Linked DNA regions of Mus musculus: region 2 is linked to region 1. Evidence: chromatin loops called from intact Hi-C (ENCODE). Cell type or tissue: heart. All regions are shown on one strand. Links, peaks and the distances in the headings refer to the core of each region. The heading gives the core; the rest is flanking DNA.

The links. Hi-C counts contacts between places; a loop is a spot of excess contacts. Peaks named below come from ENCODE experiments on the same cell type or tissue, not always from the same donor. Only the 100,000 strongest peaks of a DNase experiment are listed, where the experiment ranks them.
Region 2: a loop joins it to region 1, with 7 times the contacts of the local background. A loop is called at or near these places in 14 of 42 quality-filtered maps.

What each region holds. Positions count from the first base shown.
Region 1 is chr15:55,086,251-55,100,587 of GRCm38, forward strand. It overlaps Dscc1 (DNA replication and sister chromatid cohesion 1), which reads right to left and starts at 4,241. Exons shown (of 9, transcript NM_183089.3): 1 at 3,976-4,241; 2 at 2,705-2,873; 3 at 1,352-1,486; 4 at 503-593. The coding sequence starts at 4,175. It overlaps Gm41325 (a long non-coding RNA gene), which reads left to right. Exons shown (of 4, transcript XR_003951651.1): 3 at 11,403-11,579; 4 at 11,694-11,770. Gm9920 (predicted gene 9920) reads right to left here. Exons shown (of 5, transcript NR_045093.1): 5 at 13,667-13,942. In heart, for the core only: no CTCF peak of the experiment used is centred there; DNase peaks (open chromatin) are centred at 3,851 and 4,221; H3K4me3 peaks cover 1,777 bases; H3K27ac peaks cover 1,243 bases.
Region 2 is chr15:56,029,069-56,044,595 of GRCm38, forward strand. No RefSeq gene overlaps it. Among named protein-coding and RNA genes, the nearest start is that of Gm46516, 110 kb to the left of the region's middle. In heart, for the core only: no CTCF peak of the experiment used is centred there; no DNase peak of the experiment used is centred there.

The DNA of each region.
Region 1 (14,337 bases), core at 1-8,000:
ACCGATGCAATGACTGTCCCTCGATCAGCACAATCCCAGACCCTGGCTAGGCCTTGATTTTCTTACCTACTTAAAAACTGATTTAAATGAAAAGATCAGACTACTTGATATTCAAGGTCCTTTAAAGAGAAAGGCCTGTAGTGAGCGGTTACGATGTCACTGGTCACAGACTGACAGACTGACCTCATGTAAGGATCATCTTATAACCGATTCCATATCCCAAACATTGTCAGTGTGTACGTGTGTGTGCATGTGTGTGTGTGTTGTATGTGTGTGTGTGCATGTGTGTGTGTGCATGTGTGTGTGTGTGTGTGCATGTGTGTGTATTGGGATTCAAATACAAGGCCTCACCCACACTCAGCAAGTACTCATCTGCTCGTAATATCATTACCTTTGAAGATAAAAGAAAATTAAACAAGCATGCACCATGGGGAAGAGGCTCAAAGCCTCTCTCTTGCATATGCTACAGTTCCACCATTATGAACGGTACTAGTTACACTACCTCCAATCTCACAGGCATTTAGGACTTGTAACTGAGCCATTATCTCCTCCTCACTTGCCTGAATATGATTAAGCAAATCTTCAGTTGTATACTGAAACAAACAAAACAGATACACATTCTCATGATTTGGGAACAACAGCTTTCTTTCTTTTTTTTTTTTTTTTCCCTGAGAGGGTTTTTCTGTATAGCTCTGGCTATCCTAGAACTCACTTTGTAGACTAGGCTGGCCTTGAACTCAGAAATCCTCCTGCCTCTGCCTCCCAAGTGCTGGGATTAAAGGCGTGTGCCACCACCACCTGCCCAACAACAGCTTTCTTAATCTTCTTGTTGAGTTTTGGAGAATAAATAAAAGGAGCCTGAAGCACACAGTAGAACCAAGTGGTTTCCCGTCCAAGTCCTAACGCAGCCCCGCCCTGCTCGGTTTTTCTTTTTACCTCTGTTCTAATCCAATCAAGGCAATATTGTGAGACAGGGATTACAGAGGGCTGTACCAGCAGGCTGGGCTCCTGCTTCCCTTCAGAGGTCACATGAAGTCCAGCCCGTTTACATGGCAGCAGCCTGGACAGCCTGCTGCTTTCTATCTCGCCAGACCACTTCATATTTGAAACCTTTATCATGCACGTTTTAGAGAAGTGAGACTGCCACCCATGATAACAAGGTATGGTGGCACACACCTACAGTCCTAGCACATGAAGAAGCAGAGGCAGGGGGATAGCTACGAGTTCCGGGCCAGCCAAGTCTACAGTGCGAGATTCTTAACCTCCCCTTGTCTCCCTGCCAAATTTTAAACTTTTAAGAAATTAATTACATTTTAAAATTTCAAATAAAACCAGGAAATACAATTCTTACTTTTGAGCGGCTTGCATCCTCTTCTTTCTGACTGTCAGGGCCTTCGTAGGTATTTTCCATTAGAAGTCTCTTTAGCTTTTTTAACTTAGGTCTGCATCTTCTTAATTCCCAATAATTATTAGAGAAGCCAAAGATCTAGAAATCACAATGCAGCCTTCAGTGACCTTTCCAAAGATAAAACATTTCCACAGAGTGCTCCTTGCTCAAGAACACACAAAAGATAGCCGTGGACCCTTTCCGGGCTTCCATGACAATTCCACCAACCAGATGGGAACAAGTGAACGTATAAAGTCAGTAAGAGAAGTGCCAAGCACGGGCATGCACAGTGGCACATAGAATATGCGAAGACCAGACATCCATACGCATAAAATAGAAATAAATAGAACCTCCAAAAATCAAAAACAGGGCTTGGCGTGGCAGCACATGTTTCTAATCCCAGCACTCAGGAGATAAAGGGAGGTGGATTTCCAGACCAGCTTGGTCTATAAACGAATTCCAGGCCAGCCTGGGGTACATAGCGAGACCTTGTCTCAAAAAGACAAAACAAGTAAACAAAGATAGCAACCACAGTGGGGGATCTGCCTAGTCCTAGCCCTCAGAAAGGAAGTTCAAGATCAGCCTGGGCTACAGTGAGAGATGGTCTCAAAACACAACAGCATGGAAAGGGGGCTCAATGCTGGAGTACTTGCCCAGCGTGCCACAATGCCCTGGGTCTGACCCTGAGCACGACCGTATAAACCAGGTATGGGGGCATAAGGCCTGAGACCCCAGCATGTGGGGTTGGGAACAGGATGCTCTGATGTTCAGGGTCACCCTCAGCTGTATGGCAAGTTTAAGGCTAGCCTGGGCTACATGTGTCACACATCCTGTTTCACACACACACACACACACACACATACACACATACCCGGCAGCTAACAATTATCTGTAACTCCAGTTCCAAAGAGGACCTGACACCCTCTTCTGGCCTCCAAGGGCATGCACATGGTTCACAGACCTGCCTGCAGGCAAGACACCCCCACCACACATACACAAACACAAACACAAACACATTTTTTACAAAATAAATTAAATTAAAAAAAAAAAGAATTAGTTACCTAATAAACTCACTACATTAAGAGAAAGACCAGCTGGTCGTGGTGACACACGCCTTTAATCCCAGCACTCGGGAGGCAAAGGCAGGTGGATTTCTGAGTTTGAGACCAGCCTGGTCTACAAAGTGAGTTCCAGGACAGCCAGGGCTATACAGAGAAACCCTGTCTCGAAAAACCAAAGGGGAAAAAAAAAAGTTTTTAACCAAAGGCAAGCTTGGAACACAAACCGCCACTGCCAGACTCAGGTACAAAGCGGTACCTCCGTGTGAACGATGGCACTTGGTGTTTCCTCCTCCTTCAGCTGGTCTGGAGTTTTGCATCCAGGGATGAAAAGCAGCATGTTGGATGTGTCTGCTATCTTCAGGTCGTAGGTTTTGTCTTTACTGCACAACACAGCCTGTTCATCCTTATCTCCTCTAATCACAAAGCTACAGGCAAATGGAGGGGGGGGGTAAAGACATGGCTTATTGAGACTCTAGTGGATAGCTCACTTTAAATAACTCCCAAATCGGGGACTAGAGAGATGGCTCAGCGATTAAGAGCACTGACTGCTCTTCCAGAGGTCCTGAGTCCTGAGTTCAAATCCCAACAACCACATGGTGGCTCCCAACCACCCATAAGAGATCTGATGCCCTCTTCTGGGGTGTCTGAGGACAGCTACAGTGTACTTACATATAATAAATAAATAAATCTAAAAAAAAAGAAAGAAAGAAAGAAAAAATAAGTCCCAAATCCTGTGGCTTCTAGATTTAAAATTAAACCTTGGGAGTGTGGTGCTTTGAAAGAGGACCCCGCCCCCAAACACAGGCTCAGACATTTGAACACTTAGTCCCCAGTCCACAGCCCTATCTGAGGAGGGGTTGGGAGGTGTAGCCTTACTGGAGGAAGTATGTCACTGAGGGGGAGCTCTGAGAGTAAGAGCCTTGCCCACTTGCAGTTCAGTCACTCAGCTTTGTGCTTGCCATAAAAGACATGATCTCAGCCTAGGATTTAAAATCCAAGGTCTTGGCAGCAACTTTGTAGTTGACCCGGAATTAAAAACAGATCCAGATCTTCAGTAAGTGACCCCAACCAACCCCCGGGCTACACGCAGCAGTCTGCATTAGGCTTTAAACTTCTGTCTCGTTTGTCCCATCTGCGGTTCAAGGAGAAGAAACCCAAGTGGCAAGCCAAGAACTCTCTCTACAGGCACTGCTACTACATTCTGAGATTGAACGAGTGTTTCTGTGGAGTACTTGGCATCAGTACTGAGCCCTCCAAAGCTCCCTGGAGCTTCCTTCTTGACACTCCCCCGCTGACACCTGGCTCTAAATTCCCTGGAGTCCTGCTAACAAGGCAGTCTAGCAAATGCTGAATCCTCCTGACAGATGACAGCAAGCTGAGGACCCGCCCATCGGCCTGTACGGGCCCAATCAAAGCAACTCTCTGCACCAGTTCCTCCTTCCGAGTTCCCCGGGCTACGCCGGGCGGGTAGGCGGCCTCTTTGAGGCCGGGGAATCGGCGCTCCCGAGCCCCACCATCCCGGCTCACCTGTCCCCGGCCTCCAGCTGCTGGCACAGTGCTGGTTCCAGCTCCAGCAGGCAGAAGTCGCCGGTGGCCGCGCCGCCGGTCCCGGAGCTGAAGCTCAGGCAGTGCACCGTGGGCAGCAGCTCGGTGGCGTTCAGCTTGGCAACCTGCAGCGTCGCGTCCACTTCCTCGCGGGTCCTCCGGGAAGCGCTCGGCGGGGACATCTCGCAGCACGGAGAGGGGTGTGTCCTCGACCTAAACTCCCGGGACTTCAAAAGCGCGCCAAATCCGCCCGAGCCGACTTCCGGGGCGGGACGGGGCGTGTCCCGAGGAAGTCGGAAAGTATCTGGACTCGCGAGTCCTTCTGCAGCCCACTGACAGCGTGCAAGTCCCCGGTTGCTGGGGAGAAGCACGGTTTCCCCCATGAGGACTCCAGGAAGGTCCTGTTAGCAATTCTGGGTCCCCACGGGGCCAAGCACGGCTCTTGCACTCACCCCTTCCGCCACCCTGTGCCCACCCCCTTCTTTCCCGCCAAAGCTCCTTTTCCTCGCCTGCTGCGGTGGGTCCCGTGATGAGCTATGTCTGTGCAGAATTTCATTAAGCCGTTAAAACAACCCAGTAAGGCAGGATCCTGTCGATCCTGTCATGCAGAAGCGAGCAGAATGCTTGCCAATGGTGGCGCAGCCTTGAGATGGCAAAGTCTGAATCCAGCTTGATGTATGTATGGTGGTTCCAAAATAGCCTGCCCAGTGTTGTGCAGGACCAAGAACCAGATCCTGGCAGAATAAGATGTCATTTGTTTGGACTTCGAGACCATCCTAGATGGAAGGTAGCTTGCCTCCCGTTCGTTAAATACTTCATTTGTGCTAAGTGGCGCTTGAGACTTCTACACAGAAACAGCCCGCCTGGTATGCTCCTGGGAGAGTCTGGCTAACTCAGCATTACAGGGTGTGATGTTTTCTTGACCAAAGTTTACAATGACGTGAAACTGTTTTAAGATGAAAACCCATTCATAGACTCACATCCATGCACCTGAAACTGATGTGCGAGCTCTCTAAGGGATGCTGCCGGCAGACCCCTGCAGACTGGCCACCCATAAAAGTTGAAACAGTAAGAGGAATAATTGTCTTCAGAGAGGGTGGTTTCTCACTCCTTCCTGTAAAACAAACAAATGAATAAATAAAAAGGGAGGCCAAGGTGACCCCAGTCCATCAGGTTAAAAACCGACATGAGCCAGGTAGTGCTGGCACCATACCTTTAATCCCAGCACTCAGGAGGCAAAGGGAGGACCTCTGAATTCTAGACCAGCCTGGACTATAGAGCAAGTTCCAGGACAGCCAAGGCTACACAGAGTAACATTGTCTAGAAAAACAACAAGCAAAAACATCTGAGTTGCCAAAGGGTAGTTTAGTTCCAGCACTCAGGAGGCAGAGGCTGGCGGATCTGAGTTCGAGGCCATTCTGGTCTACATAGTGAGCTTCAAGCCAGTCAAGGCTAAATAGACCCCCCCCCTCTCTCTCTCTCTCACACACACACACACACACACACACACACAAAACAAAAAAAAACAAAAATCGGATCGAATAAGAAAAATGATGGAACAATATCCTGAATATGAAAGTACCACGAATTTATTAGTGGCTATCACTAAGATGGCTCAAAGTTAAAAGTGCTTGCCATGCAAGATGATAAGCTGACTTCAGTCTCCAGAAGATATAGTGGAAGAAGAGACCCAACTCTGAAAGTTGCCCTCTGACTGCCACACATGTGCCATAACAAGTGTGCACCCACACACACAATAATAAAATTTTAAAAATTAAGGATACTGTAGGATAGTGTCTTAGTTGGAGTTTCATTGCTATGAAGCAACCTCATGACCAAGGCAACTCTTATAAGGGAAAACACTTAATTGGGAATAGCTTACAGTTTTGGAGGTTCAGTCCATTATCATCATGGCAGGAAGTATGGTAGTATGCAGGGAGACTGGAAGAGCCAAGAGTTCTACATCTTGATCCACAGGCAGCAGAAGGAGACTGTGTCACACTGGATATAGCTTGAGCATATGAGTCCTCAAAGCCCACCCCCACAGTGACACACTTCCTCCAAGTAGGCCACACCTCCTAATTGTACAGCTCTCAATGGACCAAGCATCCAAACACATGAGTCTATGGGAGGGGGGGGGGCATTCCCATTCAAACCACCACATAGAGAACAGTGATATCCTTACTGTCCTCAGCGTTTTGTGGCGTCCAGCAATTTACCTATTTTTTCCTAGCTTCAATCTCTTGTTCTGAAGTGAGGAAAGCCTGAAGTGCTTAACAAGTGGCAGCTATGGTTTTATTCTTATTTATCATTACTAATTAATGAGGCCAAACTGAGTTTCTTCTTGCTGCAGCAAAAATACCCTGACAAAAGCATCTCAAGGAAGGGTTTATCTTGGCTTGAAATTCAAAGGGGATACAGTGTATCTCCTTAGGAGAAGGCATGGTGGCAGGAGCAAGCAGCGGCTGGTCACGTGGCACCAGGAAATGGGGAGAAATGGATGCTTGTGCTTAGCCTGCTCTTTCTATTCACAGCAGGAGCCCAGCCCATGAGATAGTCCTGCCCACATTTAGAATGGATCTTCCGACCTCAGTTAACCTAATCTAGGAAACCCCCTCACTGACATGCCCAGAGGTTTGTTTGCAGCATGTTTCAGAATTCCATCAAGTTGACAACCCAAATTAGCCATTGTACTGGCTGGTTTTGTGCGTCAACTTGACACAGGCTGCACTTATCACAGAGAAAGGAGCCTCCCTTGAGGAAAAGCTTCCATGAGGTCCAGCTGTAAGGCATTTTTCTCAATTAGTGATCAAGGGTGGGAGAGCCCATGTGGTGTAAGACCCCTGAAGCTGGGCCTCTGCCCAAGTCCCGGGATGAGCTGGCCTACACTCCAATGACTCGAGAGAAAAACACACCTGATGCAAACTGTAAGAGGACTAACTCCTTCCACCACACAGGGCAGGGGAGTTCGACCCCCAGTGGTAACAGTAGGGGGCTTTTAAAGGAAAAGTGAGGAATTGGGAGGAGTTGGGAGGAGAATTGGCTACAGCTCTTCTCTGGTGGGGGTGGGGGGGTGGGGAGTGAGCTGTAGCTCCTCTCTGGTGTCTATCTCCTTGGCACAGGGAGCCAGGCAGGCGCCTGGCTAGGTCTTCCTAAAATTATCACATCTCTGGCTGTAAGGCTCAAAAACAAAAAGGCTTTTTGCTGGCTATAGAGAGCAAAGAACTTCTTTCTGGCTGTATTTTTAGAGATCAGGGAAAACAAGCTTGGGGGGAAACGCTTTAAGTCGGGGGAGGGAGGTCTCACAGTGGGTGGTACCATCTCTGGGCTAGTAGTCTTGGGTTCTATAAGACAGCAAGCTGAGCAAGGCAGGGGAAACAAGCCAGTAACATCCCTCCATGGCCACTGCATCAGCTCCTGCTTCCTGACCTGCTTGAGTTCCAGTCCTGACTTCCTTTGGTGATGAACAGCAATGTGGAAGTGTAAGCTGAATAAACCCTTTCCTCTCCAACTTGCTTCTTGGTCATGATGTTTTATTCAGGAATACAAACCCTGACTAAGATAGCCATCATATAAGTTCTTTCACTTCCTGCGAGATGGACTTGGGCTCCTCTGTTAAAATTGAATGATTGTGCCAAAAGGTTGCTAGGGGAAGAGATTTGTCATTAAGTGTGGACCCTGGGTGCCACATTAACTGATCAACTAGACAAAAGGTATGCACTGGTGTTACAGTGGCAAGTCTGTTATAAGTGAGCACCCTCCCTCTGGTTGAAATTGAGGCTTGTTCAACATGAGAGAATACATGTTTAGTACTGTAAACCTGGTAAGGTGGTTTTTGTTGTTGTTGGTTTTTGTTTGTTTGTTTGTTTGTTTAAAAGTCCCTGATTTGGGAGGTCATAGACTCTCATGAGGAAGCTACTGCTGTTGTTTTATTAAGTGGGCATGGCGTGCCTATCAAATTGCCTTTTAAATAACCATGTCTATTGTTGTAGATTGGACAGCCTTTATCAGATGAGCTTCTTTTTTGCTGTGACCAGAGGCGATTATACAGATTTGGAATTGGTCAGAGTGCTAAGAATAGTGACTCCTGAGTTTTTGCCCATAACTGTGATGCCTGCATTATCCCTCTCAAGGCTCAGGGAACAACTTGCATGAAGGAGGTGGAACGAATGTCGGAGCCAGAGGATAAGGCGAAGTGTTGTAGAATGCTGCTTCCTGGGCATGGCATGGCCACAGTGCTCTTGAACTCATAGCAACTGGGGTTCTCTGCAGTACCTACAGAGGATTGGGCTTATCAACATCTTGCTACAAGAGGGAGGGGACCCTTCCCCTCTCTGAGGATTTATAGGTAGCTAATGGTTGTTTGGGGGAAAGGAAAGACATTTTCTTTAGTGATGTAGCCACTGACAAATTGCTCGTGTTCATATGAGGAAGCTCTTACCCACACTCCAGTAAGCAACCCTTGTAAAAGTTATGGTCTGGTTCTTCCTCCCAGCCCATGCTCCCAGAAATAAGACTCAAAATATATTTATAAATAGTTTGGCCATATAACTAGGCTCTTCTCTGACCAGATCATAACTTGGAATAACCCATTCATTTTAATCTACATTCTGCCATATGGCTGGTTTGGTTTTTTGGTTTTTTGTTTTTTTGTTTTTGTTTTTTTTTTTTTTTGGTTTTTCGAGACAGGGTTTCTCTGTATAGCCCTGGCTGTCCTGGAACTCACTCTGTAGACCAGGCTGGCCTCGAACTCAGAAATCCGCCTGCCTCTGCCTCCTGAGTGCTGGGATTAAAGGCGTGTGCCACCACGCCCGGCTCCATATGGCTGGTTACTTGTGCTCAGGTAACATGTGTCCATCTTCTCACATCTTCCCAGGTAGATCTCCTGCATGGCTCTATCCCAGAATTCTCTCTCCTCCCAGATTTCCCTCCTCCTACTTCCTGCCTTAGCCATAGCCATCAGATTTATTATTGACAGGTGCCACATCCATGCATTCATGAGATATTCTCTCTACAAACCCTAGTGGAACTCACTGGGTCACAGGAGTGAGAGACTCATGAGACAGAAGAGAGGCTAGTTAGGAAGTTAGAGGAGGGAAATGCGGAGGGTTAAATGTAGTCAGCCTGTATGAAAATCAACGTGGATGAAAATGTCATGGTGAAACCCATTATTATCTGTAATCAATATATGCTAATAAATGTCAAGAGCCATCATACAACGAGCTAATAACTCGCAGGCGATCTTCCTGAGATGGTCTGCTTCAGATTATAATATGCGACAGATTTGCTCTATAGGAGAGGCCCAAGAGGATTTGTTTTAGGAAAGATTCCTGCTATTAATATGCTTTTCCTGTTATTATTAAACATATATATCACTAGGTATTAGCCCACCCCTTTTGAACAGATCTCTGCAGAGCTACAAAGATGTACTGTCTTGTAGTGATGCTATATAGACAAGTAGATGATTTAAGTCTTAATGATGATCCTGTAAGAATTCCTAAAATTATATCAGTGATTATTAAGCTCTTTTATAATGGGACTGCTATTAGGTCCTTTTCTGATAGTCAAAACTGCAATGAGAACTCTGTCAGTCTCCCATGTGTCACCAGTTAATCTCTCTTAGATAGTAACCAGACTTTCTCCTACTCAGAGCACATTCCAAGAGGTTGTAAAACAATTAACCAAAGATCATAAAAAGGGAACTAATGGTTTGCTATAGGTGTCAGGACAGAAGGTAAAATATTGACTGGGTTTATCTATACAAAACTCCACTGATAACTTAGTTATGGTTTTCAACTCACAACCCGTGGAGCTGAGACAGGTGATGGATGTTTAGCTAGATAATAACTCCTAGTGGATATGCATGTAGACATTCTCTGTTGCAAACGTCTATTCCAGTTTATGATTTGATTTTGTGTGTGTGTGAACTTGTGGTGAACTTTTTAACATGTGGTCATGTATTCTGAAAGATGTTTAAGTGCTGAGGAAAAAGAGAAGAGTCAGAGGCGCTGAGCTAAAGAGGACCTTTTTGGACAGAACACTTCTTAGAGAGAAGAATAGAATTTTTCCTTATTCCCTTTTTTCCATTCATTTTGTCTTCCCCTCCCCCTTTTCTTAGATAGCTTTCATAGAAAATGTTTTACAACTTAGAAATAAATGTTATAATCTCACTTTTTAAAGTGTCCCCTTTTCTTCCTGTGACTTCGACTAGCAGGCTGAAAGTTAGTCAAGAAGTTCCTGCTGAGATAGAACAAAGGCCGCATTACTTGATACCCTAATGTTAGGCTACAGGTGTTAATTGCCTAAGCCAGCAGCTCTTTACCCTCAGTTAGAGCAAGAAAGTCTTTAGGACTTTTTAGAAGTTATCATCAGCATTTCAGTGTAGTTAGAGAGTCTGGAGAACCTCAGACTTCAAAGCCACAGCTGAGTCCTACTCTGTGTCTCTGCCACTACCCTCTCCAGGCCAGGAGGCTCCCAGCAAATAAAATACAATTTTAAAAAAATGAATAGTAGCTGGGCGGTGGTGGCACATGCCTTTAATCCCAGCACTTGGGAGGCAGAGGCAGGCAGATTTCTGAGTTCGAGGCCAGCCTGGTCTACAGAGTTAGTTCTAGGACAACCAGAGCTACACAGGAAACCCTGACGCGGGGGGGGGGGGGGGGGGCGGGAAGAGTAGGCTTGGGTGTATATTGTCATGATGGACAGATTACCTCACATGAAAAGGCTCTTTCAGGAACCCCCAGAACAGAGAGAAAAACATGTTAGTGGCAAAAATTACAAGCTCCAGGAGAAACAGACTCAAGTAGTGTCTTAATATCTGAGAACCTGCCCCACCTCTGTTGACAATGAATGACTTCAGATGAGGCGGTTCCAGTTTGCAACTAGATTAATTCATTTTGCAGGGAATACGATAGCTTAACCTATCTTTTGCCAAAGACCATTAGGAATTTTGCTTGTCAAATAAGTTTTGCTTGTAAAACTATTCCAATTTTTACCACTAGATGGTAGTATTGCTTCATGTTTCACAGACAAACCTCTGTCACTCTTTGTAGTGGTTTGAATATGCTTGGCCCAGGGAATGACAAGGTGTGGCCTTTAAGACCCTTGTCCTAGCTGCCTGGAAGCCAGTTGTCTCTTAGCAGCCTTCAGATAAAGATGTAGAATTCTCAGCTCCTCCTGCAGCATGCCTGCCTGGATGCTGCCCCAATTAAATGTTGTCCTTTGCCTTGGTCATGGTGTCTCATCACAGGAATACACACCTAAGACACTCTTGTTCACCATCATCTTAAAAAGGAAAGCCAAGGTCATGTACTGAGAATAATGACTGTTGCTGCTCAGCCATAAAGGAAACATCTGTATCACTCCCTTTAAAACAAGGAAACATCTGTATCACTCCCTTTAAAACACAGAGAGTTCCAGGAGATGGAGTGCAAAGACGGTAAGGACTAATGGATGAACCGGAGTGCCACACAATGCTGTCTCCTGGCTTTGACCTGACCATCATAATCATGAGTGCATAGCAGCTCCCTGCGCAAAGCCTGAGCCAACCGCCACCACCACCACTGACAACACAAAAAAGATATGGGGTAAGAAGAATCGGGTCAGCAGGGGTTGGAGACAACAGGGAGGATAGTGGGAGTCACAGGTCACAGATTGTCCCATCACGCCTGGTTCTGACCTCTTCCTCACTTCTGACTTAGCTATAACTCAATTGTTGCGAAGAGTCAACATGGCCAAGTTTATAGAAGAGTTTATGGAGGCTTGCTTACAGTTTCAGAGGGTGAGCTCATGGCAGGTAGGTAGGTATGTCCCTGGAGCAATAGCTGAAAGTTCATGTCTTGAGTTAATGACCATCAAGTAGAGAAAGAGGGAGAGGGAGAGAGACAGAGGGAGGGAGGGAAAGAGGGAGGAGGGAGGGAGGGAGGGAGGGAGGGAGGGAGGGAGGGAGGGAGGGAGGATGGATGGAAACTGGGAATGATCTAGACTTTTGAAACCTCAAGCCTCACCCCTGGTGGCACAACTCCTTCACCAAGGCCACACCTCCTAGTCTTTCCCAAATAGTTTCACTAAGTCAGGACCAAGTATTCAAATCTATTTTGCAGGGCGTGGGGGGGGGGGGGCATTCTCATTTTAAACACCATACTTTCTAGTTTCTTACCAAGGCCTCCACGGTGGTTTAAACGAGATGTCACCCACAGTTGCTGGTGCTGATTGGAGAGGCTTAGAAAGTGCCACCTTGTTAGAGGAAGTGTACTGGTGGCAGTGGGCGTGGGGGAATAAAGGAGGTGGAAGAGAACCCACACCCCTCGAGAGTGCTCTGGGCAGGCAGACACAGAGGACTGCCTTGTGCTTTCCACTCAGCCTTGTGGGTGTCTGGCTGTGGGAAGTCATGGACCCAGTCTGATGGGGATGGGGGATGAACGGGGGGGGGGGGGTAGGCCAGTCCCGGGGCCTCACGGAGGCCAGAGATAACAGGTTTTAAGTCTTGGACATCCCAGACGCCGCTGAATGTCACAGAAGAGCTGAGAACAAAATCCCCCCCCCCGGCCCCCCAGGGCTGAAGGGAGGAGAGGGCAGGGGGAGAGGAAGTGGTGATTCCCACAAGAGCAAGAGTCCTTGGTCAGGTCTGTGGCTGGAGTGAGGAAGGCCTTCCGGCAGGAGGTTAGATGAGGCTCTTTAGGGGAAAGCCTATCCCATCTTTCAAACACGGAGGGCCTTGATGAGCAGAGACAGTCTATGGTTTTAGAGCTTTATTGTAGAAAGGAGGAGAGAAAGAGGGAAGGTAAAAGAAAGAGAGAGACCGGACATGGCCATGTGTGGAGAAGGGAGGAAAGGAGTGGGAAAAGGAGAGCTAGAGATGAGAGTAAGAAAGATGAGAGCTTGAGAGAGAGGGGAGGGGCCAAGCAGCCCCTTTTATAGTGGGCTGGGCTATCTTGTAGCTGCAGGGTAACTGTGGGGAGGAGCATACCTGGCTATTGGCAGGTAACCATGAGGGTGGAGTCTAGCTAGAATGCCAGGAGCCTGGGACTTTGTCTGCATGACTGATAATCACAGAATAATGGAATTGGGGGCTCTGTGGTGTCCGGCACCTATCTCTGGGAACGTGGCTCACTGTTCTGTCCCTTGTAGAGTTTTCTACTGGGTCTCCGGAGCAAGCCTCGCTCAACCAAACAGGCTGCCTTTCATTGTCCCACAGTGTACCAAATGAAGATGGGCTTTGAGAATTTGAAAGATTGTCTCCATTTCTAGTTTGCTTTCTCAGCTTCCTAGCTGAGGTTCAAGATATGAGCGCTCAGTATCTTCTCCCTCAATTGTACCTACCACCTGCTACCATAATGAACTCTCAAAACCCGCTGGAAACTTGAGCCCCAATGTACCCTTCTTTCTATATTCTTAGTATTTAATCACAGCAATATAAAAGTAACCAATGTAGTCTCTTATTTACTGAATCTAGCTGCAAGTTGCTATGTGATATAGGAATTTGAGAAATGGAACCTTCAATCTCAAACCACGTATGATACAGAGCACAGTGACAAAGGAATCTGGGAACTAGAGAGTAAACAGATGCTAAAAGATGAGTCCACTGTGTTGCAGGGAGGTAAGGGCTGAGACCTTTCCTCACCATCAGAAGGACCAAAAGCTCAACTCTTATAATAAAAGGTAAGTCAACAAGTGCAAACATTATTATTTAATAAGCATTTTACACGACAGGGGAGCCTGTTGTCAGTGCGAAAACACAGCTCTCACTTCAAAAGCAATAAAAGATAGCTCGTCCTAGAGCCAAATATGAGTGACTGTGCATAGCTCAGAACACAGATTTAGGCTGCCCCAAGTTCAACTTGACACAAGCTAGAGTCGTCAGTGAAGAAGGAGCCTCAGTTGAGGAAATCCCTCCATGAGATCCAGCTGTAAGGCATTTTCTCAGTTGTGGGTGGTGCCATCCCGGGTTCTATAAGAAAGCAGGGTGAGCAAGCCATGAGGAGCAAGACAGTAAGCAGTCCCCCTTCGTACCTTCTACATCAGCTTCTGCCTCCAGGTTCCTGCCCTGTTTGAGTTCCTGTCCTGACTTCCCTCAATGATGAAGAGTGCTATGGAACTGTAAGCCAAGTGCAACCCCTTTTCCTCCCTAACTTGCTCTTTGGTCATGATATTTCATCACGGCCATAGAAACCCTAACTCAGACAATATCCCAATATGGAAGCAGGGTTTTGAAGTTTGTATAACAGAACAAAGAAAGTCATAAATCAAGACTCTTAAAATACTCTGGTATATACATTAAGTATGTGGCTACAGAAAAAAACACAGCAGACTTGGCTATAAGCCAAGACTTTTAGCCTTTTGGTT
Region 2 (15,527 bases), core at 3,548-11,547, 950 kb after region 1:
GCAATTAAATTCAGGCAAAATTTGTATTAGAGCCTTTTGAGAAGTTAGAGGAAAGGAAATGATAAGAATTTAACAATCCTTCCATCTTTTTCCTAATACCCTTCTTTTGCTCCAGGTACTAATAATGTATATTTTATCCTTAGTACAGAGGTTCATCTAAACTTATTGTTTCCCCTGGATAACTGAGTAAAAATCTCTATCATGTACCAGAAAAGAAAATCCATTGACAAATATTTGCAAATGTTATCCAAACTTCTGACATCCATAGGAGATGTTGATGCTACTTAAGAAGCCATCAGAATCTTTAAAGTTGTGAATTAAATGAGAAAACAGAAGTCCAAATCAAGTCTATAAAACCAAACCAAAACAAGAGATTGTTTTACAGGGAAAGGCAGAGAGTAAGAAAACAAGGAAGAGAGAGAGAGAGAGAGAGAGAGAGAGAGAGAGAGAGAGAGAGAGAGAAAAGGAACCAGGAAGCAGAGAATTTGGGAGAAAAACCTTGAGATGGTGGAGAAGATAGAATGACGACACTGGGACACTACACAGGAGACAGACAGACAGACAGACAGACAGACTAGCCCATCTGGGATGGATGGTGGTCAAGAAGCCTTTGGTCATTACCAAAAATCTCCTTCATTAGGAGGCTACAAGAGACATAAATTACATTTCAAATGTGGCTTCTGGGCAGGTCCCTCTCCCCTCTTACAGAAAAAACTGAGCCTAACAGTAGCTGTATACAATTCCACTTTGAGCAAAGCATCCAGTCTTCTTGTTTCTCTAGCTTTTATTACAGATATCCCTTTTGCATTCACATGAAGTAACAGAAAATCTAAGAGTTTTGAAGGTGGACAAATCTGACTTGAGTCCTGGTTCCTTTCTTACTGCTGCTGTTTATGCTGGGGCCACCTGTATAGATTTCAGTCGCCTCATCTATGATGTGGCTGGAAAAGGTCTCATCTGCACAGCCCTTGTCGTTGCCAACACTAAGCATCTAGTCAAGATTGGGAAAGAATTTGTGTTCTACTCATCTGAATCCTTTCAAAAAGCAGATAGCCCATCCAGATTAGGAAAAAAAAATCAAGGGAAATGAACTAGGACTGTTAGACAACATGCACAGTCATTCAGGTTATTTAGAATAGCTGTCAGAGATAGTAAAATAGCCCTGGTCAGCAGCATGAGTCATAAGGCTAAGTTGATGGGCTGTTTCCTGGAAGCCAGAGAAGTCTATAGAGAGAGCTATCAGGAAGGTGCTGAGACCCATTAGAAGATGTGGCCAGCTTTGGGAATAATTGGCCTACTGCGAAGTATAGGGTGAGGTTCCCTTCCTCTTTTCCACCCTCCAATTTCCTCAAGGGTTCACTGTTTGTCATACACAACTTGAAGCTATTTGAGGGGAGAGCCTGTTAAAGTCATAAGCTTGCACCGTGGAGCAGAAAGGAGAAGGGTCTCGAGTAAATGAGACTTATCCATCGTGCTCTCAGTCAGCTTTCTTCTTTTTCATGTCCTAACAGAATAGACGTGAAGGTCTCCTTTTCAGGGAAGAATAAGCATGCTGTAGAGGGTCCAAAAGGCACTAAAGTACTGCAGGTTTTAGATTTATTTATGTATTTCTGTATATAAATACTTTGCATGCATATCTGCATACCAGAAGACAGCATCAGACAGTGTGAGCTACCATGTGGGTAATGAGAGTCAAATTCAAGACCTTTGGAAGAACAGTGCATGGAGCCATCTCTCTAGCCCTGAAAGGGCTACTTTGTACATATGCTCCGTAGACTATGCCTTGGCGAGACATAGTTCTGGAGCTGGAAATGAACACACATGGACCTCATGTGAATGGAATAGCAGGGAGAACACCTCTCCATGAGAGCGAGTGATAAACATATAAAGAGATAAACATGAGATCCTGTTTCAACAAGGGCTTTGCATGTTTGTATCTTGGCACAAAGCTGCTTTTGGCTGCTGGTATCACAAAAACGGTGCATTCGCCCAAGCAGGCTTTCCAGTCGAGACTTGTTGGATACATTTTCACCTTCCAGCCCATGAACCACAACTGATAGAGCTGATGCTAGATTCTTTAAGAGGATTGATTAGATACTCTTATCTGTACATAAGTAGAAGATTGTCTTAGGGAAAATGGTACTTTGTCACCACTTGGGCAAAGCTTTGTTTTACTGTTGGTTAAATTCCTGCCATTTGAATCTCTAAGTTATTTTTGACCTCTGCCAGTAGGGTCTTAACAGTATTCATTCTGCAGTTTATATTCATATCCCAAACCCTAAGATTCATGAATATTTTATAATTTCAGAAGAGCTTTTATAAATATAGTTAAGCATAACTAAAGAGAATATCCTAATTTATCTAGAAGGATCTTCCATCCAATGGCAAGCATTCATGAAAGTGCTACACAGAGGACAGGAATGTTGAGAAAAAAACTATGTGAAGAGGAAGTCAGAAGTTAGGGTAATGTAACCCACAAGACATTTTTCTGAAGCTGGAAAGTACATTGAAAAGGTTTTTCTCTGGAACCTTAAACAGATATGTGACCCTGGATACAAACTGCCAGCTTCCAGAACTGTGTGAAAATAAATGCCCATAACTGCAAGCCACCAGGCTCAATTGTTTGTCTCAGAGGCCCTAGGGAATTATCGACACTCCAATGAAGCCATTTGTGCTGACACCATTACTGCTACTCACCTTGAATTTTTGTAACTGTTCAGTAACTTGAGAAGTCACAGAAGTAGAGTGGATATTGTCTACTTGAAAATACTGTTCTCAATGCCAAGAACTGTTAAGTACTGGAGGCATGTCTTCGCTAACCTGAATGGTTTTTGATTCATCATAACCACATGTTCCTCTCCTCCTGTGTCTTAAACCCATCTCTTCTTCTATCTCCACGTGAGTGTGACCTGGCACAGGTTTATTTCCTCTCCTGGCTTGTTCATGGTTCTTCTGATCTCAGTTCATAAGCACCACAGTAGATTCATCTAACCAGGTCATTCCTCCCCTGTAGTCCCTGCTGATCATTTGTTTGAAGCTTACGATCTATGTTTTGTTCAAACATGTTCACAAATTCCTCAAAATCCCCTGAGCATAGTGTCAATGAATAGCATACAACAGAACTGGCAGTATGTGATTTCCATCACTATGTAATTAAAAGATTTATGGGTTTCTTCTTGTTTTCTATCTTGGGTCACCTATTCTAGTGGAAGTCAGTCAGCATTTCATGAGAATACTCAACTATGGGGTCGGTAGCTCACTTCAGAAGGAACTCAGTGAGACCTACATGCAATAGCTTAGGAGAGATAAATGATGGTATTATAAGGAAGATGTAAATTAACATAGTTTTAGTTACTTTCAGTTGAGTTAAAACTCCCATAACTTTGGAGGACACTGCTGGTTAGTTTCTCACTAGCTTGGCTGGAGCCAACACATTCAGAGGTGTTATGATAACAACTGCTTGTTTATGTTTCAAAGACTCGGGAATCCTTTTGAAAGACTCCGGGAGGAGCCCCTCGCTCAGGCCTCAGGACAATAGCGGACACCCAAGAACTCACGACAGACCGAGCTTGTTGCAAACCACATGAGGCTTTATTCGGGGAAAGCCAGAGCTCTGGGGACGACTCATATCCCACTCAGGGGTAGAGGAGTCATCCTCGAGGGGAAAGAGTTCCCAGTTTTTATAGGCCCTCAGGGGGGAAAGGAGAAGGGGGAGATTAGGGGATTTCCAGATCTAAACAATGTCTATTCTCAAGAAATGGGTATGGGAGGGGTACAAGGAAAGAGTCTAATGAAGGTGCAGCAATGGGCACACACCTGGTCAGAACATTGGCAGACACACAGGTTCAAGGAGTGGCCAGAGCATTGTGCACCTCTATTTTTCTAAATCAGTGAAGCTAGTTCTGCTAACACTGACATCTATCTTGCCAATTTCAGGGCTTCTGTGTCCTTTTACATTCTGCCAGGATCTTTCATTCCCCACTTCTTCTAGTTACTAGTTCTAATCTTAGAACTAAACTGCAACCTCTTTTTCAAGGTTCTGCAGAGACTGGTATTGTTGTCTTAATACTAACAGCTGGACAGCACCAATCCTCTCTCTAACAAAGGTCATTAGATTATTAAGAATTAGTGGGCCACCCGTCAGCAGTAAGAGCAAAATTATTAGAGGGTCTATTAGAGTAGAAATGAGAGTGGTCAACTAAGGGGGTTTATTTTTCAGGAGCTCGCTTTACGTGAAAGCCATGAATAGATGCCTTCTTCTTTGACAGCAGTGGGGGTGGTCAGTAGCACTATGCAAGAGCCTTTTTAACAAGGTTTCAGATTCTCAGCTCGATGTTGTCAGACGAGACCTGCATCTCCCACCTGGAACTGGTGTGGTATCATCAAGTCTCCTGGTTCGTAGGCCTCTTTGAGCTGCTCTCAGGCGGTGTTTCTGACCACTTCTAGGGCTTTTATGCATGTAAACAATGAAGGACCAGGGTTAAATTTTAAAGGATCTAACACTCCCTTTACTTCAGTGAGCGGGGGAGCCCCCCCCCCCACCATACAGGATTTCATATGGAGTAAGCTTAAATTTTCCTGGTGTGTTCCTAACACGGAACAAAGAAAAGGGAAGGAGGGCTGTCCAGTCATTCCCGCCGGTCTCTAAGATTAATTTAGTCAAGTTTTTTTTTTCTTTCTACCTAGCCTGAACTCTGGGGTCTATAAACACAATGTAATTTCTAATCAATCCCCAGTTGGATGGCCAGTCCCTGACTTACCTGGGCAACAAAGGTGGGTTCATTGTCAGACCCTATTACCTTAGGTATTCCAAACCGAGGAAAAATTTCTTTTGGATTTTCTTAACCACAACATTGGCAGTTTCTTTTTTGTTGGGTAGGCCTCCACCCATCTCAAAAAGGTATCTACAAAAACTTCTACTAGGAAACTGCTTCCGTCTGTGTACCAGTTTGGAACACCTGGCCACGGCTGGTCACGTAGATCACTTTGCAGGCAGTATTGAGAATAGCAGGAGGAGCAAACACGACCCGTTCAGTCAGCAGCAGCCTCTGGTAGTGAGTCATCCAGGCATTTGTCATCCATCGGTCTGAGGGCTGACGGATAATGCTTTCAAGAGAGTGGGGGGCTACCACAGTTATTTGCTGTCCCAGAGTTAATTTGTCAGCATCCTTAACGAGTAGGGCTACTGTAGCAACGGCCTTTAAACGTGTGGGCCATCCGCTGGCCACTGGGTCCAGCTTCTTAGACAAATATGCCACCGGCCTCTCCCACGACCCTAGAGCCTGAGTAAGAACTCCTCTGGCCACCCCTGTCCTCTCATCAACATAGAGGATGAAGGACTTGGTTAGATCTGGCGATGCCAAGGCTGGCGCAGTCAGCAGGGCCTCCTTAATATTTTTAAAGGCTTTCTGATGTTCTGATGTCCATCTAAATTTTCCACCTTCCTTGGTCAGGGGGTACAGGGGGGCGGCCAGTGTTGCAAACCCAGGTATCCAAAGTCTGCAGAACCCAGCGTTGCCCAAGAATTCTCTCACCTGTCTTGGAGTAGCCGGAGTTGGTATTTGAGTCACAGTCCTTTTTCTAGCCTCTGTCAGCCACCGTTTTCCATCCCGGAGGGTATATCTCAGGTAGACCACTTCTATCTGACATAGCTGGGCTTTTTTAGCAGAGGCCTGGTAACCCAACTCACCCAGTTCTGCTAGCAATCTCTTGGTCCCCTGCCAGCATTTTCTTCCGTGGTTGCAGCAAGGAGCAACATATTGAAGCAGAGTTACCTGGGAGTTTTCAGCTCAGAAGGAGGCTAAATCTCGATGTAGAGCCTCATCAAAAAGGGTGGGGGAGTTTTTGAACTCCTGGGGTAACCACATCCAGGTCAATTGTCCTGTTTGTCCAGTGTCAGGATCTCTCCACTCAAAGATGAATATGGGCTGGCTGGAGGGATGTAACTTCAGGCAAAAGAAAGCATCTTTTAAATCAAGTACTGTATACCATTTTCGCTCCGGAGGGAGTGAGCTGAGGAGGTTATAGGGATTAGGAACAGTTGGGTGAATATCTTGGACCCTCTTATTGACCTCTCTCAGGTCTTGGACTGGTCAGTAGTCACTCGTGCCAGGTTTCTTTACCGACAGTAAAGGAGTATTCCAGGATGACTGGCAAGGTACCAAAATACCTAATTGTAATAGTCTCTGAATATGTGGCCTGATTCCATCTCTTGTTTTACGGCTCATTGGATATTGTTGTACTCCTATAGGGGTTGCATCCGTCTTCAGTCCCACAACCACAGGGGGAACTCTGACAGCCATTCCCATGCCTGCAGTCTCTGCCCATGCTCTAGGGAAAGCAGTCAACCAGTCTTTTAGGTCTGGCACCTCTGTTTGCTTTATGCCTTCATGCAATCGGTATTCTTCCTCAAGCTGCAGGGCTAAGACTACGGAGGTGGGAGATTCTCAAGTTACTCTCGGCCCTTCTTAGGTAAATCTGATCTGGGCCTTTAATTTAGTCAGAAGATCTCTTCCTAGAAGCGGTGTGGGACACTCAGGAATGACCAAGAAGGAATGACTCACTTGGCCTTTCCCCAGATCTACAGTGCATGCAGTGGTCCAGGGGTATTGTTTCTGACCAGTGGCTCCAATCACTATGGTTCTTTTATTTTTTAATTTTCTCAGTGGATGTTTCAACACAGAATGTTCTGCCCCTGTGTCAATTAAAAAGTCCATGGGAGTCTCTTTCACCATCAGGGTTACCCTAGGCTCGGGGAGGGGGCCTGAGCCCCGTCTCCCCTATTTATCATCTTTCAGAGTCAGGACCTTAGGGGCCCTTCCCTTTTTCTTTGGGCATTCTCATGCCCAATGTCCTTTTTCCTTGCAATAGGCACATTGGTCCTTCTCTAAAATCTTCTGGACAGATCTTCTTTCAGGTCTGGGTTCCTTGTTGCCCAAGTACCCTGTCTGTTCTCTGGCCTGTTCCTTCCTTCACGTTCCCCTACTACTGTGGCCAAAATCCTGCTAATTCCTCTCTTGTATTCTCCCTCTGTTTCTCTCTTGGGATACACCTTCTCTGCTTCCTTAACTAAATCTTGTAAAGCCATGGCATGTAATCTTTAAAAGCCATAGCAACCGCGGCTTGTTAACCCTCAGAGGTCGGGTTAAAAGAAGTATAGTATCTATAAGCTTCTATCAATCTTTCTAAAAAAACAGATGGGGGCTCTGTAAGGCCCTGCATCACTTCTCTTACCTTAGCCAAATTGGTGGGGCGTCTCATCGCTCCCTTTAGACTAGAGCCCGGCCAGTAAACTGTCAACCTCTCCTTACCTTGCGCCGTGTTGTAGTTCTAATCTGGCCGGTCCAGAGGGAACCCAGCGTTCCAATTGTACAGATCAGCCGATGAAAAAGGCCAATATTTGAGGGTCTGCAGAAACTGCCTGTCTGTGGGCGGGTTACCCACAGCTCGCAAAGGAAAAGGCAGAAGTGGTGTCAGGAGCTTCATCTGCTGGGGGACTCTGGGCTTGTCGGCTCCGGGTCCCAGCTGTAGGTACTCCGTCCTCAGACTGTGCCTTTAGCAATCTCAGAGCCGGGTGCAGGGACTGCTTCTTAGGGCAGAAAGCGAGGGCACTGTGCTGACCCACTCAAGTGCATGGGAGCAGCCGGGGTAGGGCTCTGAGAGGCGTGGGGGAACCCATGGTTTGATTTATGGCGGTGAATTCTGAATGAGGTAAGGCTGTTGATCCAGGTGGGACCCAGGTCCACTCTGAAAAACAATGGCTTTAACTTCAAAGATAAGAGTAAACCAAAAGTCCCTTCCAGTGACCATTTTACATTAAAAGTCGGCCACTCGGAGGCGCAGAAAGTCTGCCAAGGTCCCTTCTTAATTTCTACTGAAAGATTATGGGCCCTTGATCTAACTTCAGTCCAGTGGTCTAAAGTCAAACTTAGGGGGGTCGTTACAGTCCGTCCAGTACCACGGAAAACACAAAACAAACACAGAAAACACACATACACACACTGACAAATACCTGAAAACAGACACAAAAAACAAATACACACTGACAAATGCCTGAAAACAGACACAAAAAACAAATACACACTGACAGATGCCTGTTTTCCATCAAACAGACAAAACCAACTCAGAAATGCAGACGGTCGAGGGAGTACACTCCCCGCCTCAGACGGACTCCTAGAGTCCTTCCCCTCGCTCAGGGCTTCAGAAATACAGATGGTTGAGGGAGTACACTCCCCGCCTCAGATGGACTCCTAGAGTCCTTCCCCTCGCTCAGGGCGTCCCCCAGAGCGAGCAGCAGCCGGTGATTTCAGCACGTCTGCTGTTCACACTCAGTGCCTCATCCCGAGGCAAAGGTCTCTGTTTCTCACGAAACATCGCGGCTGCAAATTTCAGCACAGAACCTAGCCAGCTTAGAGAAATATTTTTGGACAAAAAATTTCACCTCCAAGTGGGTCTTCGGAGACGTGGGTGGTCACGCCAATCCCGGACGAGCCCCCAAATGAAAGACTCCGGGAGGAGCCCCTCGCTCAGGCCTCAGGACAATAGCGGACACCCAAGAACTCACGACAGACCGAGCTTGTTGCAAACCACATGAGGCTTTATTCGGGGAAAGCCAGAGCTCTGGGGACGACTCATATCCCACTCAGGGGTAGAGGAGTCATCCTCGAGGGGAAAGAGTTCCCAGTTTTTATAGGCCCTCAGGGGGGAAAGGAGAAGGGGGAGATTAGGGGATTTCCAGATCTAAACAATGTCTATTCTCAAGAAATGGGTATGGGAGGGGTACAAGGAAAGAGTCTAATGAAGGTGCAGCAATGGGCACACACCTGGTCAGAACATTGGCAGACATACAGGTTCAAGGAGTGGCCAGAGCACTGTGCACCTCTATTTTTCTAAATCAGTGAAGCTAGTTCTGCTAACACTGACGTCTATCTTGCCAATTTCAGGGCTTCTGTGTCCTTTTACATTCTGCCAGGATCTTTCACTTTTTGCTAATTATCGGTTGGAGTGAAACTTTTACCTTTCCCCCTAGTTGTAGCAGCTTAATCTTCCACAAACAATCCTTCAAGTTCTACCCAACCCTCATGCTCTTTGGTCTCTGAAGTCCTCAGGCAAGATGAAGATCACCTATTTATCAACCAAGTCAGAAAAATCCAATTCTCCCTTTATTTAAGGCACAGTGGGGTCTGTCCATGCATGTTCCCTTTGGTTCATGGGTCTTGTCTAATGCCTTGTCTAAATTTCTTCATACCCAGCCCATTTCTAAAACTCCAATGCTAAAGTTCTTGTCACAGGCAGCATCTTGACTGTAGCCTTGTGAGAAGTTCTAAACCAGAAGATACTTCCACGTTCATGGCTTCAGAACTAAAGGAATAACTTACTGCTTATATTGCCAAATTCAAGGTGCAATCCAAATATATAAAATATATTTATTTAATCTATCCCTGCCTTCTGTTTCCTCTTTATCTCTCAATAATCATTGTATTTATATTCTGTAATTATCAGAAAGCATATAATTTGGAAATGACATTTCTGGTTTCTGAGTCATTCTTCCGTAGACCCTTTCTCCTCTCCTTTCCCATTGTATCTCTCATTCCCTCAACCCTCCTTTCCCTCTTTCCTCCTTTTCTTTTTCTGGCTAGCTTCGTCATATTACTTAAGATTTATATTCTCAGTTGCATAATACCTTAGCTCCTTCATTAAAATACCACTCAGCAGCTAAAGGCTTAAAACAATCACTCAGTTTTCTCAGAAGTCAATAACCTGGACTGAGCTCAGCAGAGGCAGTTTAACTCTGATCAATGTGATATCAGCAGAGCACAAGTATGGGCTGGAGGATCCATTGGTTCTCATTGATCCAGACAACTTGAGTTGGGTCTTTGGAACCCAAATAATAGAAGGAGAAAACAGATCCTTGCAGCATGTTGGTTTTAATCTTCTGCACAGGTGACAGCAATACCACAACACATCTTCCCCGAATCAGTCAAAATCAATCAATCTATCTATCTATCTATCTATCTATCTATCTATCTATCTATCTATCTATCAATGCAAGAAGTAAAATTAAACTTACCTTTTGAAGAGATGTGAGATAGAAACGTCATAAGATAGCCTCAGGTCTACAAAGGCAGGTACTATGTAACTCCTCAATACTGGGATGAGGAATGCACAAAGCCTTCCATCTCAGCCTCTCCTCTCTCCCAGGGATAGATTTACTCTCTTTAAACTGGATGGAAGTTTGTAACTGCTTCAAGCAAAAACAGAGCAGAAGGGACATTATATGCTTTCCAATGTTACGTGGTCGAGCATCTCTGTTACTCTCTTTAATATCTTTGTGCTCTGAAGCAGCACCATTCTGGAACTAGGCACAGCCTTTAGAAAGGCTGACAATGGAAAGGAAGCAAGCCATAGCTCACAGTTATAGCTGAGCTCTATCCAACTCTCTATCCAACATTAACATCCTGGCCATGTGTGTAGTTTTTAGAAATGGATCTTCCAAGTCCTAGTTGGGCCTCCTAAGTTGATGCCACATTGCTCAGAGTTAAGCTGATCTATGGAGTTCTATCAGAGCTGTTGATATTTGGGGAACTGAGTACTTGTGATTGTTTGGAGGTACAGAATTTCATGATATCATTTGATATAGCTATAGGGAGAGCTGAAAGATCTAGCATAGAACCCACACTTGAGACATTAGATGGCTTTCTCAAATGGCTGATGATCTTGGTTTCCCTTTAGACCTTCTTTGGGGGCATATTGCCTTGCTTTTTTTTTTTTGTTCTTAAAATAAATCTTACAGGATAGGGATATAGATCCTCAAGTGGCCACTTCCTGTGGCCAGACAGAACTCCCAGTGGAGGCACGAGGTCAGCAACTCAGCCACAAAATCTTTGACCCAAAAATGTATCCTGCCTACAAGATGTTTGGGGACAAAAGTAGAGCAGAGGTGGAGGGAATGGCCAAGCAATGACTGGCCCAACTATGGAGCCATCCCAAGGGTAAGAACCAATCCCTGACACTATGAATGATACTCTGTTATGCTTGCAGGCAGTATGTTAGCATAACTGCCTACTGAGAGGCTCTACCCTGCAGCCAAAGGAAACAGATACAGAGGCCCACAGCCAAACATTAGATGGGGCTCTGGAAGTCTAGAGGAAGAATTTGGGGAAGGATTGAGGTACTGAAAGGGGATTACAGGAAGATCAACAGAGTGAACTAACCTGAACCCTTGGAGACTCCCAGAGACTGAACCACCAACCAATGAGCTAGCATGGACTAAACCTAAGTGTGCCTCCTCCACACATATATGTAGCAGAAGTTCAGCTTGGTCTGCATGTAGCTCCCTCAACAAATGGAATAGGGGATGTCCCTGAATTGTTACCTGCCTGTGGCTTCTATTCCCCTAACTGGGCAGCCTTGTCTGGCCTAGAGGATGTACCTAGTCCTATAGTTGATCTCATGTGCTGGGAGTGGGGAGATAGCTGGGAGCTCCCTCTTCTTAGAGGAGCAGAGGAGGGGGGAGTAGGGGACCTGTCTGAGGGGTACTGGGAGGAGAGAGGGGCTGATATTGAGATGTAAAGTGAATAAATACATTAATAAAAATAAACCTTGAGTACATATATCTCAAGATAACACATTCCCAACATTTGAGCTGTTCCTTCAGCCTTGAATTGATTCTCTGCATTTGATATATACATATACATATATACGTATACATATATACATATACATGCTAAAGTTCCATCTTTCTGGGGAAAAAAAACACACAGCTGAATCTTCTTTCCCACATCTCCTTCCTGACTCTTATCTTCTCTCACTCCTTCCCTTCATTCTTTCCCTCCCTTTAACAAATGTAGCATGATTATCCATGATGAAAAAAATACTAATACTAGAATCAGAGATATAGACAGAGTCTTTATTCCCTCGTGGAACTCTATATTTCAAGTCAGAATTCTAGTCAATAATGACAGAAATTCTAACCAAAATGTAAATAAGTTCAGAGCTGGAAAAAAAAAAAACATTGAGAGTCTTGTTACTTGTGCTTTTGAGGGGTTAAATCAGGCAGAAGAATGGGAGATTGAAACTGATATAAACAGGACCATATTTTTGATGGAATTTTCAGAAACAGTCTATCTAAGGAGGTGACATTTGAGTTCTGCACAATAAGAAGGAATCTCTCATATCCTAAATGTAATGCATCTTGGGCAAAGAAAGTGACAGGCACTATGTCATGAGGTGGGAAAAATATGTTGTGATAGAAAGCAATAAGGGCGGTTTTGATGGCTGCGGCATAATGAAGAAGAAGTTAATAAGATGAGGATGGAAGAATAAGCAGATACCAGACTATGCATATTTAGAGGCCACAATAAAAGGAATTCAGATTTAATTCCAAACACAATAGATAATTACCGAATATCTGAGAAGCAGAGGAGTACCATGAGCTGATTTGCATTTTACACCCACTTTTACTATGACAGAAAGAAGGAATTGGACTGGCAAGATGATGTCCTTCTTGCCTTTGGGACATAAGCAGGCACAAAATTATGTGCCTTGGTTCAGGGTGGTAGCAGAAAAAAAAAATGAGAGAAAAAGTACCATACATTGCTGTTACACATGTAGTTCTCACATGTGATGCTTCATGGTGGCTTGGGTGTGGGTGGCGAAGAGAAGGGGAAGTTCTGGCTTAGTAAGTTTTTCTCTTTGAAGCCTTGATTTTGACAGGAGTGTGTGTTCATCTACAGGATCCTTCAGGAAGTAGCCCCAGGAACTTTCCTGCTGAAATTCATCTCTCCCTCCGTTGTACATATATGTCTTCATGATTTCTGCTGTCATAGAAAATAATGTAAGAAACAGGTTAAATGTTAATCTACTTTAGGGTTGAATTGATCTGGGTCAGATGTTTCCTTCATAGGAACTCTGGTGTCTTAGAGAAATCTATTTAGTGCTGAGGCCTCTGCTCTTCAAACATAAGCAGTATCCATATTATGGGTTTCCCAGGCTAATGATATGGAACATGGAGGGGAGACAGTTGCATTTAAGGACTGGTAGTCAAAGTCTAACTTTTGTTTGGGGAAAATAGCTAATAATAATTATGGAGGACCTACCACATGTAAAGATACTCTACTTGTTTTAGTATTAACCTTGCGATTTCCATATTGCTAGCTTCTTTCAGAAGTGAATCAATTAGAGGCACAAAGAACTTAAAAACTATGTCCAATACTAGACTTCAGCTTGCAACACATATGAACTCTCTTCTCTTATTTCTCCCTCTCCCTATAGCTCCCATACAGTCTGGAGTATGTGCCTTGCATCTAATCCTCTTCCCTTTCCCTGGCACATTGCAGACAGTAAATTCAAATATGTCGACTGAGTAAAACTTTAGTTTCTTGGCTTATTTGCCAAAAGTTTTGTTTTGAAAGAACAAATATCAGGATTCTAGACCATGGATAATGTCAGACCCTCCATGGTCAAGCAGGCCTTCTGCTGCCCAACTTACAGTGCAACAATGACCCTGGGGCAAATTTGCTGGGTCTGTTTGGTCTAGAAGCTTAGACACTATACAATAAAACCTCTCTTAACAAGGCCACTCAAGAACAGGATATTCTGATGACTAAGGCAGAAAAAGAAAGGTCTTTTGTTTTGAGTCATTTGGAAAGTCTGTTTTGCCTAAGTCAGAACTGTGCAATGAATATGATTTTTGTCTCCAGCCACAGTGACAGTGATTCTCCTGTCTTTGTGAATGCAAGGATGTTAAGGCTTTATTCCAATGTAATTATTGTGGAAAGGAACCTCTTGGAAGAGATTGGGTTAAAAGGATTCTGGACTAAGCCAGGATCCGGGATGCTCATTTTAAGATGAGAGCACAGAAGGGCTTTATTTCTGTCTCCAGAGTAGACTTTTTCTCTTTAAAAAAATAAAGGAAAAGGGAGGGAGGAATAGGTGGATATAACCACAAAGTACATTGTCTACCTGTATGAAAATTTAAAGAATAAATAAAAATATTAATTAAAAACAACAATCCACACACACATAAATAAAAGGAATATTAATGAAAAATTCTAATTAAAGTCTTAAGGCTTCCTTCAAACCTCAATTTAATTTCTGTTCTAAATAGACTAATGATTTTTGGCTTAATTAAAACTACATTTGCTCTGTTTGATTTAGTGCATGTAGCTTTTCATGGGTCTACAGAACAAGGAAAGGGAAATAAGAGGCCCTGTGATAGGAGGAGGTGGGGGAGAGTGGATTGTTCTATATCTTTCACAGCAAGCCTTTGGTGAATTTATCGTGGTACCAGGGCTGGAAGTTTGCTGCGACAGAAGGGGACGTGATGTGATTTTTAGCAATGAGATGATCTTTCTTCCAAAAATAGATCCACCTGCTTATGAATGCCTGGCATTCCTGTAACTTGGGACACAGTCAGAAAGACCAGTTGTTTTCTCTGATACCCTTCCCACAGGCTGGCTGAGGCTCAACATTCCAGCCTTGAACTTTGGCTAAGTTTTACTTCACAGTCTACCTTAAGGCATGTGTGTCCTTTCCACATCTAGCTCCCAGATATTCTAACTACAGTTGATATTACCTCGACATTTTCAACAGAGGTAACATGAGAGGAGAATTTAAATTTTGCCCATTCCTTTCTCAACTTATGACGCTGGTCAAGTCCTTAACTGCATATGCAGTAGCTTGCTTCTATAGTAAATGTTAGTAATAACGTTTACTCGAGTTGGCAGGGCTCCGAGGAGGTTTTAATCAAGAAAATATAGAGCAATAATTAGCAACCTGATCGTCAACCAAGGTGAAAGTAGTTAAAACACTGTAACATCCACATAGTGGCACAGAGTATAGCTGTGGAAGGAGAAAGGACTTTTCTATATTTAGTGACGTGAGTATAGCATCCAGGACGTGAAGCAGCAAATGTAAGATGTATAGCAATGTATAAATGTTTATAGTGTGATATAGCTTAGACTTAGAAAGGAGAACATACAAGTATATACATTTATTTATACTAGTAGGGTAAATCACAAATTCTTTAAAAATTGGTTACACGTCATGAGATGGAAAGAATATGAAATCTGGGATATGAAAGAAATAGATTTCTTTCTCTCTCTCTCTCTGTGTGTGTGTGTGTGTGTGTGTGTGTGCACACACATGTATGTGCAGATCACCTGGAGCTGGGTTTTTAGGTGTTTGTGTGCTGCTCAATATGTACCAGAAATCAAACTCAGGCCTTCCGGAAGAGGATCAAGCAATCTATACCACTGAGTCACCTCTCCAGCTCTTTACCTTAACTTAGGCAACTTCTTAACTAACCCAAGTAAAAGAGAAAACAGCATAGCAGAGCCTGCTAGTCTCTGAAACCTTACTAGATATAAATTCTATTTTACAATAATCACCAAAATTGCTTTGAATGTCTTTCAGATACAAATCTCCAAATAAGCAAATAAGATTGTACATCTTGTCTAGGGAGACTGACTCTGATTCTAAGAATACAAAGAGGTTCAAGGCTTGTTTTGTTTTGCTTGGTTTTAGAT